2 separate regions of the Homo sapiens genome follow, and region 2 is linked to region 1. The links are chromatin loops, found by intact Hi-C in ENCODE. Cell type or tissue: heart left ventricle. All regions are shown on one strand. Each heading gives the region's core, and the rest is flanking DNA. Links, peaks and the distances in the headings are about the cores only.

What was found. Peaks named below come from ENCODE experiments on the same cell type or tissue, not always from the same donor. Only the 100,000 strongest peaks of a DNase experiment are listed, where the experiment ranks them.
Region 2: it touches region 1 in a loop (1.9-fold over the local background); 8 of 110 quality-filtered maps call a loop at or near these places.

The regions. Positions count from the first base shown.
Region 1 is chr4:139,916,437-139,923,654 of GRCh38, reverse strand. All of the region lies in intron 1 of MAML3 (mastermind like transcriptional coactivator 3), which reads left to right. Among named protein-coding and RNA genes, the nearest start is that of MAML3-AS1, 210 kb to the left of the region's middle. In heart left ventricle, for the core only: no CTCF peak of the experiment used is centred there; a DNase peak (open chromatin) is centred at 2,844; H3K27ac peaks cover 2,500 bases.
Region 2 is chr4:139,757,307-139,764,524 of GRCh38, reverse strand. All of the region lies in intron 2 of MAML3 (mastermind like transcriptional coactivator 3), which reads left to right. LOC124900781 (a long non-coding RNA gene) reads right to left here and starts at 1,469. Exons shown (of 2, transcript XR_007058276.1): 1 at 1-1,469. In heart left ventricle, for the core only: a CTCF peak has its summit at 2,888 (motif pointing right); no DNase peak of the experiment used is centred there; H3K4me3 peaks cover 11 bases; H3K27ac peaks cover 1,824 bases.

The sequences.
Region 1 (7,218 bases), core at 1,551-4,050:
TATTAAAAGGTGTACACACACACACACACACACACAAAGACTACCCCTTAAAATATGTACATACAAAACTTAAGTAGAACACTTTGCTTCCCAATATACAAGACGAGCAAGGCATTTATCAATTTTCAGAAGGGGTTTATAATGCACTTATCCATATTTCCAGGCCTGAGATAATGAGGCTGTTCCATGAATGTTAAGTCAGGAAACTAAGGAGAACACAAGAACCAAACATATTGTGTATGTATAATATATGTAAAATCATAATGCCTCACCTGATGTCAACAGTTATGGGCATTGAAGATGACAGTCCTCTACAAGCTCTCATGACTGTTCCCAGTCAGTAACAGAGGGAAGGGGGCAGAGTGTGGTGCCCTACTGCAGGGTGGGGCTGGTAAAGCCTTGCTGTTTGCTTGGTGGAGCTTCCACCGTCTGGATCCCGGGGTGTGGGGAGCTGGAGTTTTTCTAAAGCTGGTGCAGTAAGAAATACAAAGTCAAGTCTAGGGTACAAGGCCAGACCCTCTACTGTTCCAGGGACTCTCAAAATGTGCTAGTCTAGAGACCCTGTCAATGTGCTTTTATAGTGAATACTTTTCAGTGTGTTACGTATCCCTCTGGCACCCTATCATGAGCAGAGCTCCCTCCCCTTCTGAGCACTGGGGTGCAGGGGATCCCGTGAGATTTCAGATCTACCCGGCACCCCTGCAAGCACTCTGTCCTCAAACCCTTTGAAGGAACAGCTCTATCCTTACACCCATTAGATAGGCACTACTGCTGGCCAATGCTGACAGCAGCCCTCTGCTCCATCTTGGCTGTGTCTCCTGTGCCAGGAACCTCAGGAAATAGACAAGGATTTGGCAAAATTCCTGGTGAATGGATGGCACCACGTGAGCATTGTGGGTAGCATTTCTCTGTGTTGCCAGACACATACATTGCTGCTTTCTCACTCTTCCTTGGGAAAGATGGGCCATTTTGGAGCTGATTTTGAAATGAAAAAGAAGGAGAAGTAAAAGAAACCCTAGGCTCCATATCTTTTCATATCCAGAACTTAAAAACAGAGGGAATGATTCACTTTTCTAACTTCTGCTTCTTGGGTGAGAAATAAATGTAAATCGTATGTCTAATTCCCCTGATTTTTCAGACTTAGCTAAGGCAGAAAACCAATCCATTGCATTATCGACTGGTATCATTAGCTTGAGGTTAGGGACCCACCGTTCTCTCTGAAGCAGGCCTGCCTTCTTCTCTCTGCCTGTATGTTATCCCTCTATCATTTTTGCTGTCTCTCTCCATCGCCTTTGATATGGTAATGATCTTGCACAAGAAAAGCCATTTTTTAAATATGAGTGCTTAAGGAATTAAAGGTGAGTGAGAAGGTGGAGGGTGTTAAGAAGGATGGTAGTTTGTCATTAGCAAATAAATAAGTATACCCCTTGGAATTAAAAAGCAAGCAAGCTGAAGGGAGCAGAAGGGGGAGGACAGGCGGGTGTCTTTCCAAACGCAGGAGACAGTATTACTAACAGGCTGGCTTAAAGCCCTCTTAACAATGTGCACTTGCTCTCCCTAGCTCCTGGATTGATTTCCCTCTGCCCTCCACAGACCTGGCTGCAGTTAAGCCTTGTGTCCTCCACGTGATGCTGAGCCGAATCAGATTTTCCTTTTAGTTGTTCGATCAAATTTTCCTTCCTAGAGCTTAGAAGGCACACTTGGGACCATATAGTAATTGCCTCCCCACACTGAACTGCTGATACCTTTATTGGATTGGCATAGGGTTTCAGAGGACTGTGTTTAACATGCAGTGAGCCGCAGCAATGCAAACAGCTCCAGTGTTTAAACAAGCATCCGTTAGGCCAGGAAACAAGGCAGTGCCAGCCCATTTGGTGCTCTGTAGTGCTGGCAGCTTAAGGTGAGCGGGCAACCCAGGTGCTGCAGTGGGAGAGGGCAGGCTCCAGGGAAAGTGGAGGAATTGTAGTGTCAGAGGAGGAGCTGATTCTCTTTAGATTTGCTGAAGGGGGTTTGTGGTGAGGGGGAGAGAGAAGTGTTGTGGCTAGGGACATGTGCAGAGCTCATTAATATCTCATTATGTTAGAATTGCAGTCTCCCCACAGATCGGCGTTAACGTTGGCAGTGCCAGAGGAAGGGCTTTGGGAAGCAGCAGCCCCCCTCCCTCTTTCTGCAAGCCCCAGCAAGCTCTCTATGCTTGTTTTGCACTGAGGGAATGGTGGTGTTGAATTTGTGAAAGAAGGCTGTGAGAAAACCCCACAGGAGCGATAGTGAGCAGCTCAGGAGAGGGTATGAGACTGAAAACTATAGTTTGTAAATAACAAAGTGACCAGATTTCACGTGTGCCAGCCAGCCATAGAGAGGGAAGGAAACTGACCAGAAGCTGGAAAGGAAAATCGTGGAAGTTAAGCACAAGCCACTTGGAGTCTGGATGTGAGTTGGGAGTTCGTGTCAGGGGCAGTAGATAGGCTAGCTCCAGATTCAGACCTCGATTTCCCAGAGAATGTGCCACTGGCCCACTGAGTTTGTCCAGGGCTCCTGGAGGCTCCTGGAGTGTACCAGAGCAAGTAAGGTGGACAGGAGAGGGGGAAAAATGAGGAGGAAAGAGAGCAGAAGAAAGCAGGATTCAGCCAGTGGGATTTGGTGAGACTGCGTTTTCAGCTGATCCCACCTGCCCATGTTGGTGTGAGTGGAGCAAAGGGAAGATTCTAAAGCAGAGAGAAGGTGGTGTGCAAGGGCCTATTCTCCAGATCTGACCTAGCTGAGCCCAAACCAGTCTTTATCCCAGAGATTAAATCCCCCTGTGTGCAGCCCTGGCCCCAGCTGGGCTCCTGCAGGTCACTCACCCCAGACAGTCATCCTGCGGACTCCAGTGCCGGGACTGGGGCCTCCTGGGAGGAAAAGTTGGAGCCATGCTCTGTAGAAATTACAGCCTCCCTGCAGACACTTAATTCTGCTCTATTAAGGATCAGATGTCTCCGTCTGCCCTGGACAACTGTGTGCCCTCCATTAATGAAAGGTGGTTGATGGCCACTTTAGTGAACAGTTATGTAACAGGATGTACCAAAACACAACAGTGTGTGCATGTTGTATTATAAAGGCCCCTTAATGTAATTCATAGTAAAGTTCTTTGAGAATATTCTTTTTCTGCCTTTTTGTTTTGGGGAGTTCTTATTTCTACCTTAGAATGTTCTTTCTGTGGATTTTGGCATTTGGCTTCCACTTCTAGCACCAGTGCACAGACACACCTGCACACATCCACAGAAGTGTTGCTGGTGTGGATACACAGCCAGTCCTGGGCTCAGTAAGCAAATGAAGAAGCACGTGTCCTTGGTTAATATCATATAAAGTGACAGGGCCACAGTTTGCAAGCATGTTTTGTGAAGACCTTTCTGGTCACACTTTGTTCTGACTTAACACAATATTCCATTAAAATATGGATTATTCATTAACTTACAGAAAGGCAAAAAAAGTGAATGTCATTGAAATCTGTGTTCCCTTTGGAAAAAAAATAACTAGAGTCATTAGTCATTAGTTTGTTATGAACAACAGTGCTTGTAATGAACATTTAAAAATAAAATGTATTTGATAATCGCAACCAAGTTTATTTAGGTTAGAAAAACAGTTATGGCATACAAATAGTGCTGAGAAACAAATTTAACAAGGCTTTTTTACAGCATGGCCTCTATAGCAAAAATAGTAAGATTCAGCCTGATGTGTATTAAAATCTATTATTCTTTTGACTCTGCAACTTTAATAAATCAAGCAAGAGTCATAAGAACAAAGAGAGGAAACAGCTGAACTGCTGTAATTTCCTAGCCAAATAGAAGAAAAGTCTGCCTCTTGTCGTTTACATGACTTTACCAAGCTTAATCCCATGAAAACAAATGAACAAACAAAAATGAAGACTCAATAGTTATAAATAGTAAACTAGACCTCTAGGGCTGAACTCCTGTGTTCAGCTGCACCAGGTCCCTGTTGTGGGATGTTCCACATTCCATGAAGTCTTGGCCTGTTTTTCCATGTGCTGTTCGCCTCCCTCAGTCCTTCTCAGTGGCAGGAGCAGAATCCACGCAGAGATTCTCACTTCTGCCTGTCATTCCCAACCTCTGAACTTGTCCATCTTACATCTCTTTGCTTTCCTTTCTAAGAAAGAAAGAAGGAAAGTTAAGTTCCATCCAAACTTTCTACATAAAAAAGTTATGACATCCAAATTGCCCATTTGAAGAGAGAAGGATAGTGATTCAGCAGAATTACAGTTCAAAATAAAATGGGATTTAACTTTGAGATAAAAAGAAAAAGTGAATCCTAGCTCCTTTAAGGCATTTGCCATGAATAAAACTTTAAAGTGAAATATCAGAAAATCAAGGATGAGATGGGACTTAGAGAGATCCTTCATCCCCCTTCCTCCCCCTTCTTCAATGAAGACCATATCTAAATCATCCCAGATGGCTGTTCTATTTTTAAAGATCTCCAGAAAAGGAGATTCTACCACCTCCTCAGTAACTCATTCCAGCATCTCTTGTTCCTCACTGCCAGAATATTTTTTCTGAGAGCCCTCAGAGGAAAAAAGACACACTATCCTAGATTTGGGGACCTGTAGTATTTCTCTTTAGGATTTAACCCCACTGTGCATATAGGAAACTAAGAGACATGGATAATGTCTTTCTCCAGTGAAAAAGATGTTTTTTCTCTAATATTTGGCTTTAAATTACATTTGTGTGCTTCTTGGGGGTCAATCCAAATTTCTCTTGCAGGCCTGAGGTATGCGCGGTACTCTGCTAGGTAAACAGAGGGAGCATTAAGAAACGATTCCTGTTTACATTCTAAGGAGTGAGGTCACACTCAGCTCCAGAGCCCACCTACTATGCCGGACAGAAATGTTCATGTAATCACTTATTCTTTCATTCCAAAGATACGTACTGACCACCAGTCGTGCGCTTATCTCTGCTAGACACTGGAGACAGACACATTAGTGAGCAACACAGACTAGGTGCTTGTCTGCAAGGAGCTTACACTCAAATGGGAGAAGACAATACCAAGGAAAAAGGAAGAAACAAAATGATTATAAATTGTGATCAGTGGTGTGAAAAAGACAAAACAGAAGGACACGATAAAGTACAAGTGGGAGGTGCAGCTGACTGAGCCAGGGTGGTCAGAACAGCCTTTCTGGGGAGAGATGTGAGCTGAAATCTGAAGGATGACAATAAGCCCAGCAAGGAGCTGGGATAAGCGTGTTCCACGTGGAGAGAAGCACCGGTGCAGATGCAGAGGAGGGGAAGAGCCCTCGGAGAGGCCAGCGCGGCCACCTGGAGTGTGGTGGTGAAGGGGAGAAGGGTATGAAGGAGCTGGGAGACACCAGACCATCCAGCGCCTCTTAGGCAAGTTTGACTTTCAGAGAAATGGGAGTCTATATAAGGATTTGAGGCAGAAAGACATACTCTGAAGAATGTTTTTCAACAGTGACTCTGGATGCTGGTGGAGAGTAGACTGGAAAGGGTAAGATGGGAAAAACGGCTAGTGGAACAATAGCGCAAGAGTCCAGGCAGGGAGCAGGCAGGGGAGACTCAGAAAAGGTGACAGATGGAAGGTGTGTGTGCTGGCCACACAGACACAGCGTCCGAACATAGGTGTGACCCATTCTGAGAAAACAAAATACATAAAAATCAAAACTTAAAGAGAAAGTCTGATTATTCCCTTTATAAAGGGACTCGCCTCAAGTATCTATTCTGTAAAGTAAAGGAAGATGTCTATGGGTCTTTGACTATAAATTTTAATAAGAGATATAAAACCTTAATAGACGGATCATGGAATTAGAAGGAATCATAGAGGTCATTTTCTCCTACTTTCCACCCAATAAAGAATCCCCTTTGCAAATCCCTGACAGATGAACATGCAGCCTTGGTATGAAAACTTCAAGGGACAGGAAGCTCATTAGCCTCACAAGGCAGCCCTTTCTATTTTGAATCTCTCTAATCGTTTTTTAAAAGTTTCTCCTTATATAGAGGCTGAATTCTTTCTCCCCATTACTTGCATCCATTGATCTTAGTTCCATGTTCTGGAGCTACATAGATCAAATCTAATTCTCTTCCTACATAGCAAACCATTACCTTTTCAAGAGGAGCTGTGGCATTCCCCCTCCTCAACTCTCCTCTTTCTCTAGCAAAATATCCTCAGCTTCCTCGCCTCCTTTTCACTTGACATGGTTTCTGGGGCCTTCTTTCCCCTGGTACTACCCTCTTGCTGCCCTGCCACCTGATGAGAGTGATCATTTCAGAATGGAAGCCAACCTTATTGGATGGCATCAGTTCAGAGCATAACTATGTCTCCCTGGACTCAGAGAACATACATACATTTAATGCAACCTAGAATTTCAAGAGCACACGGCTTCAAACTTCAAGGAAAACAAAACTGCTTATGAGACAGGTTTTCCTGCCTTAAATGCAAGACTTTACAGCTAGGCCCAGCAAATCTTGCTACTGCTAACCTACAGGAGAGTGGTTCTTGAACTTTTGGAGAGTCATGGGCCGCACTGAGAATCTGAGAAAAGCTTTGGACCTTCTTTCCTGAAAAAGACACATACCCACAAAATTCTGCATACAGTTTTCTAGCATTCTCAGAACTCTGGAAATCCATTTTTATGTAAACCTCCAGTTTAAAAATTCAGCATTATCAATGTCACAGAACCCTTGTTCTGTCATCTAAGAAATGTATATCTGCATTATCTCTATATTTTATTATGGTATTGTACGGGAGGTTAAAGAACGCCCACTTGAAAATCCCTGCAAGTCACTATAAAATTGTTAATGGGAGAGGAAAGTTACAAAAAGTCTTCAAGTACCATTGGTGGATACATTTGCTTATGTACCTTATTTAACCCCTACAACCCTTTTCTGAACTAGGCAATATTAGCCTTATCTTATGAATAAGAGGAAACGTAAAGCTATTAATAAAGAAAAATAGAAAGACCTGGGTGAAGGCAGTGGCTGCCGAGTGCAAATTTTTACAACTCTTGCAATAGAACCATGGTTGGTGGCCCTCTCGACTTTTAAGTGCTGAGGCCATGGCCACCTGGAGCACAGCATACATGCTTACGAGCAGGATTGGTTTCCTGGGAAATGTGTCCTTATATCGGCGCTTCAGTAGTGATATCCCTGGAAAGTGGTCACCAGTAGGATTAGCCATTACCATGACCCCACACAGGTGGCCTGCTGTCACCAA
Region 2 (7,218 bases), core at 1,685-4,184, 160 kb after region 1:
GGCAAGTGAGACTTGGAAAGATGAGACAATGTCCTCGGTCACAGAATGAAAGTTCAGTGGCTCTTGGACCTAATGGCCATTCGGGAAAAGGTCGTAGCCTCCTCTGCCCGGCAACATGCAGGGGCACAGACGTCCCCTTGTCCATGCTGTTTAGCAAGCAGCCTTGCCAGGCATGTGCACAGGAGTAAGTAGGGACCTTTCCAGCCGGGCATTGGTGAGCAGGGCGTGGAGTTGCTGATAAGGGAGTCTAGCAAAAGGATGTTTAAAAATAAATGAGTCTTGCCCATGATGGAAAAGGTTTGCTCGTCAGCAGGATTGCTTGTCAGCAGGACTACAGATCCAGGTATGCAGTGTCTTTTTGCTGCTACCATTTCTGTCTCGTGTTATTAAAAAATAATATATTGATTACTGCTACTTCAGTTTGCTCAGCTTAAGAAAGCTATTTATTTTTGAAAAGTGGCAAAATGAGGAAATGACTTTCACTTGGCATAGCTTCTGACACACTTTTTGGAATCTCAGAGCCTACCCTCTACCCCTTCACCCATTTCTTGTGGGTTGAGAAAAGGAGCATACCAGTTCAGTATTATTTTAGCAACAGAAGCACTTCCACTTTGGCTATTTTTAGCATGTCAGGTGCCCTCTGCCTGCCATGAACTTGGTATATTCAAGTGTTTAATTCAGCGGCCTCTCTCATTTGAAAGGGAGACTGTTCCAGCACTCTGCCCACCATAGCTCCACTTTTACAGCTGCTCGTAAATTTCTGAACATGCAGAGATATCTTTAGCTGTGACTCCAGATATTTCCTGTTGAGCTGCAAGATGCAATCCTGCAAGCACACTGAGGCTAAATATACCCTCTCAGTCCAGGATTCAGCCAAATAAACAGGGGCAGCATCAACATGATTTTTTTAATCCAATGCTGAACAGGATTTTTTAGTTAGATTAATTAAGCAATTCTGTTTATTTTGGCAATTGAAGTCATTTCGGCTCCCCCTGAACCTTTAACACCTAAGCATCATTTTCTCTCCTGATTGAAGAACTGACCAGAAGCCCTGGTGCAGGGAACTCACATGTTTGAATACCGTGTGCCTCTTTAGCTCCGTACTTCTCGTTGCTTAAACAGATGGCCCCCTCAGCAGCCGACTCCGAGCAGCTGCCTTGTTCATTCTCACAGAATCCAGACTCCTCTTCAGCTTTGCCTAGGGCCTTAGTCATTCAAGGGAGAATAAACTCTAGGATTCCCTATCAGGAATGTATCCTTTGGGGACTTGACAAAGGAAAAGAATGTTAAAATCTTTCCAGGTGTAATCCTGTGGCAGGAGGAATCTCCTCTGTAGAGTTAAGTTCTTGTCCACAAGGATGCAGATCTTTCAATCAGACCCTAAAAAGTTAGATTGTCATCCCTGGATAAGTCCCTGGGTTCCTGGAGAAAGTTCTATTCCTCCTGAATCTTTAGGACAAGCAGTATCCACCAAATACCACTGGTCAGTTTCCCTTTAACCAAGATCAGCCAGTTGCAGGCCTTCATAGACCAGGAAGACACTGTGCCAAGAGAAGCCAGAGGAAACAATGTCAGGAAGCCTAACTTTGGCACATAGACACGAAATATGCACACGCACCCCCTCTCCAGCCCTCCTCAGGAAAGAAAGGGGGGCTTTCTTTCCTCCATGGGCTGTGCCTGGCCACACCCCACCAGATTAAAGCCCCGTCAGATGGTTGTTAGGGTCAACGAGGTCTACAGAGAACAGTTTATTCTCAACCATTTCTACCTGCCTTTTATCCAGGGTTCACGGGGGTTAAAGTTTTGGCCATGAGTGTAGCGATGGAGCCTCATGTGACACTTGCATACTTTCTCGAGGAGGCCTGCCTGCAAACATAAGTTTTGTATTCCCATTGAGGAAATCAGTTCCTCGATTCTGTCCTTTGAATATCCTTTTTTGGTTTATGATGCTGAATATTTCTGTAACTCTCTGTAGGTTGGGGGCCTCTTTGGGGACCGTTATCATTTGGCAAACACTATTACTCATCAAAATGTATTAATCAGGGCCAGCCACAAAAGCAAAGGTACTATAAGCAGTGGGCTTGAAAAATCAACAAGACAGGAGAAAAAGAAATGCAAATGAATGATAATCACAATCACTGTCCCTTATTCATGCATGCTAGGGCCAAGTGCTCTAAGCATGCTACATATAGCACCTTAGGAAGCCTCACAAAAACCCTGTGAAGCTGCATCCTTTCTGTTCCCATTCTTCCTTTTTAGTCACCTATTGTGTCCCAGGCGCTGGGCTAGACACGGGGGATATAGTGATGAATTAGATGGACAAGGCCCTGCACTCATGGAACAGAGGACATGCATGGTAATGAAACATACAATTGCACAAATATTTTCTAGAGGCCAGGGACTAGTTAGGATTCTGCAGCTCGAACAAGAGTCCTTCATCCATGCAAGTTTCTGCATGTGGCATAGAAGCTCCTAGAAACCCACACTGGGCTCCCTGGGCTCTCGGTCCATCCAACCTCTCTAGCCTGACTTCTTCCTGTCTCATGCCCTATGCTTCACAATCCAGCAATATAGAACTGCTTGTCCACAGGGCTGTTCTTTACCTTCATTACTTTGCTCATGTTGTCCCTCTTCCTCTAACACATTAACCAATTCCCACACAGCTTCCAGGATCTACTCCCGGAGAAAACTCTCCCTGACTCCCCTTGACCCAGCCAGGCTGGGTTAGTTGAGCTTCTTTTGTGATTCCAGAGTCCCCCGTGCTAATCTCTATCACTGCACTTGCCTCACCGTTTCACAGGCATCTGTTGAGGGGCCTGTTTCTCACTAGCCTAGGTGCTCCCTGGGGATATACTTTGTTCATCTTTTTAGCCCCTGTCAAGTAGCACACTTCCTGACCTGTAGAGGGCCATCAGCGAATACTTGCTGGATGAATATGCATCTGTGCATGAGAATGTGCCTTCTGTGCTCTAGTGGAGAAGGTTAGGAACTGGGGGACTCTGTGTCCTATCTAATCATCATTAATGGGATGAAAGGAAGCCTAGTAAGGTCCAGCAGTAGAGGCTGTAGCTGTTGGAGCAGGGAGGAGGAAGAAGGGGAACAACTGTGAAAACCTCTCCAATTCCCCTAACGCCCCCTCCAGACTCTCTTTGATCACTTGCAGTGGTGGGAAATGAAGCAACCTGTTCCATGGTCCATTCTGTCGAAAAGTTTTCCCTTTTGTTAAACAAACTTGGCTGAAGACTTTTAGAAAGCTGTCCTCTAGGGCCGGGTGTAGCGGCTCATGCCTGTAATCCCAGAACTTTGGGAGGCTGAGGCAGGCAGATCACCTGAGGTCAGGAGTTCAAGACCATCCTGGCCAACATGGTGAAACCCCATCTCTACTAAAAAATACAAAAATTTGCCAGGTGTGGTGATGCGTGCCTGTAATCTCAGCTACTCAGGAGGCTGAAGCAGGAGAATCACTTGAACCCGGGAGGTGGAGGTTGCAGTGAGCCGAGATTGCGCCATTGTACTCCAGCCTGGGCAACATGAGTGAAACTCCATCTCAAAAAAAAAGAAAAAGAAAAGAAAAGAAAGCTGTCCTCTAGAACAACAGAGCAATTTGACTCTCTTTTCTATATAACAATTCCTCAAGTATTTCAAGAGAGTTGTCACGACCATCCTGTACTCATTTTTCTTTCTTAAATGATTCTAGTTGTCCAGCTGTTTCTCACTCTCATGTCACACCATTCTGGATACACTCCAGCCTCTTGGTATCTCTTTCAGAACGTGGTGTCCTGAGCTGAACAATATTCCAGATGGCTTCTGATGGGTATAGAATATAGTAGTACAGTTTCTTTCCTGAATCTGCAGCTTAAGTTCAAATTCACGTGTTTTACAGCCTCATCACTTTGTCAGTTCTTACTGTTCCTTTGGGCAATGAAGCGCCTTGGTGTTCTGTATACAATGAACTCTTGTCTGGCCACATTTAATAATTATAAAGTTATTGAGCGTGTCCTGTGCCCATGAGCCAGGCGCTGTGCTAAACATGGTGCCATCAGTCCCTTTTAATTCTCCCACCTACACTGAGGCTGAGTGAGGTTAAGTAATTTTCCCGAAGTGCTGGGATTACAGCCCAGCAGACTGATTCCAAAGCCCACATTCTATCTATCCCACTTCCCTGCCTCCCATCCTGAACTTGTGTAGCTGGTTTCTTGTTCACCTGAATTCTAGATTTACCTCTGTTAAGTTTGACCTGAGTTTCTGCTCAACTTTCAGCATCTTGGAAACTCCACAGGGAGAATTTAGCTCATCTTTTCAGGTTTGTATCATTGTATCTGCTGCCTTCATCTACATCAGTGACAGTGCCTTATCACTCCCCGTTAGAGAACTCTTTCTAGATTGACACCAATCTGGGTACCAGTAGGACCAGACTTTCAGCCAGCTTCCAAGGAACCTACTCTTGACTTCTATGCACTGTTTTCCATTTTGTCCAAAAGTTGTCATGAGAGAGTTTGCCAAATACCGTGTTGTTGAGAAGTATCACATATGTGGCATTCCCCTACTATAATCAGTTAACAGCAGTACAGAATAATGGGAAAGGTGGCCTCTTTGTTTTACATATTTTCAGAAATCCTGTTTAATCTTTTGTCCTAAAACTTTGCAAGAAATCAATATCATGTTCGCCTTTACCCCCTGTGTGAAAGTGGGCTATTGCCTTGCTTCTCTTCATGGTTCATTCCAGTATTCCATTATTTATTCATTCTCGATATTAACAGTGTTTCCATAACCACAGATGCAAAAAAATATTTTTATCTTAAATCATTTTTCTTTTCCCAAAAATATTAAAATAATGCATACTTCTTATAGAAAAATCAAAATAGGTAAAGAAAGCACAAAACAAGGCTGTCTAACAATCCTAGAGACAGCCTCTAACATCTGCAGTTCTTTTAATAACCTAGAAAGCAATTTGCCTAGGTGCTAAAACAATTTATGGCCAGAACCTAGAGTTGGTCTTCCACACCTAGAGCAGGACTACAGCCTAATAGCAGCTAGAAAAATTGTAAGGGAGAGATGCTGGTTCAAGGTGAGGAGTCAGGCCGGGACCTGGGGCAAGGGCAGGGTGGATGTGGAGGGGTAGGAAGCAGGAGTTCCCTGCCACGTGAGCCCCACAGACACCAGCCTGTTCCAGCAGGTTCATTCTGTTTCTGCTGCATACTTCAGTGTGTTGATATTCAAGGCAGTATATTGGAGTCCCCCATCCCTCTGGATGTTATTTCCCTGGGGGAGTAACCAGACTGCTCTTCTGCTGCGGCTCTTCTCTTTCTGTCATAACTGCTGTGCCCTGTACCATCCAGCTGGAGAGTTTTATCTGGACACATTTCTGTCTTCCCCTCAAATGTCAGTTTGAACATCAGGGATCAGAGGAGAAATCACATGGGCGAGAAGGTTCTTTCTGGGTGACTGTGATTTGTTGGACATCTGTCTCCCAAGTACATGATGTTCATTTTAGAACCAGTCTCTCAACCAATCACTGTGATTTTTCACAGATGGATGGATGGACAAACATCTAACAAAATGTCTTGTAGATTCTCATCAAGAGAGGTTCAGGTGCCACGATGCCCAGAGGTCCCTTCCAGCTCAGTGGTTCTCTGAGTGTGTGATTGATATTTTGGAAACAGGGATATCACTTGGTGTATTTGTCAGTGGCTGGTGATCTTCAGGAAACTTTAGTTTGGTCCAGGAAAAGCCTTGAGGAAGATGTGACTAGTATGGGGGAATTTGGAGAAGAGACAAGCTAGTCATCAGATGACATGGATAAGGTGGAAAAGCCAATTCTGAGACAGTTGTTGCTGGAAAATAAACGGGGACATCAGGAGAGGACCAGAAATGTTTGATAACGTACCGAGCATACTCCTGCAGCCGAACATGGCTGGAGGGGAGGCAGGAAACCTGCTGTAACTCTCATGTCAAGAGCTTGGCCCTAAAAGGCCACAATGGGTCATACAAATCGAGGTTTCAGACCCAGATTAAAGTGTGTGTCTGGTATCAAATGAACAGCTGGGCATACATCAGTCTTTCTGGCCACCTCTGCACACACAGATCGATAACAATCAGCTGTAGTAGCCATATCTTAAAATATTAACAAAAAAAAGTTAAAAGATATATTCAGATTCTACCGTGACTCCTTGGTTTTCTTCCTTTACACAGCAACGTATACTCAGGCCACATCTGCTGAGTAGGAAGGCATACCTTCCTTCCCTGGATGGCCAGAACTGTGATTTAGACAGGAGCCTCAGGAAATGCAGACGCCTCTCTCCCAAATCAAATTTTAAAAGTTGTCCTGAGTTGACCTGTGGAGGGTCAGGTAGGAATATAACAAGGTTGCAGGAAGCAGCTAATCACAGACCTATTTTCCATCATTTGTCTATCACTAAGTCATTAGGTCCTAACTGTATGATAGGCACTGCAAGAGGCGAGTGAATACAAAGACAAAGGCTGGCAAGGGACCCTCAGCCAGGGGGAGAGAAACTGATGGGCATGCGGTTGTGACACATGCAATGAGAAGGCTAGTGGAGGAAAGGCAGAAGGTGCTTTGGATATTCAGAGAGGAAGTGACCAGCCACGGTGATGGCAGGGAGGGCTTCCTGGGTGTGATACTAGAGCTCAGAGTTCAAGGATGAGTAGAAGGAGTTAGCCAGGTAAAGAAGGTAGGGGGACTGGAGGCAGAGAAAACAGACAGGGAAGAGCAAGACACATTCAGCCAAATACAAATAGTCTGGTAGGATCAGAGGTAGCATGGGGGCTGGCATGGTGGCCCTCAACAGATGAGGCTGGAGAGGTGGGTCATGAAGTGTGCCCTGATAAGGAATAGGATTCTTTTTTTTTTTTTTTTTTTTTGAAATGGAGCCTCACTCTGTCATCCAGGCTGGAGTGCAGTGGTGCAATCTTGACTCACTGCATCTCCCAGGTTCAAGCAGTTCTCCTGTCTCAGCTTCCCCAGTAGCTGGGACTACAGGCTCACGCCACCTCGCCCAGCTAATTTTTGTATTTTTAGTAGAGATGGGGTTTCACCACATTGGTCAGGCTGGTCTCGAACTCCTGACCTCAGGTGATCCACGTGCCTCAGCATCCCAAAGTGCTGGGATTACAGGGGTGAGCCACCACACCTGGCCAGGAATAGGATTCTTACCCTGCTGGAGTGTGAGTGTGAGGGGGAGTACTGGCAGGCTCAGG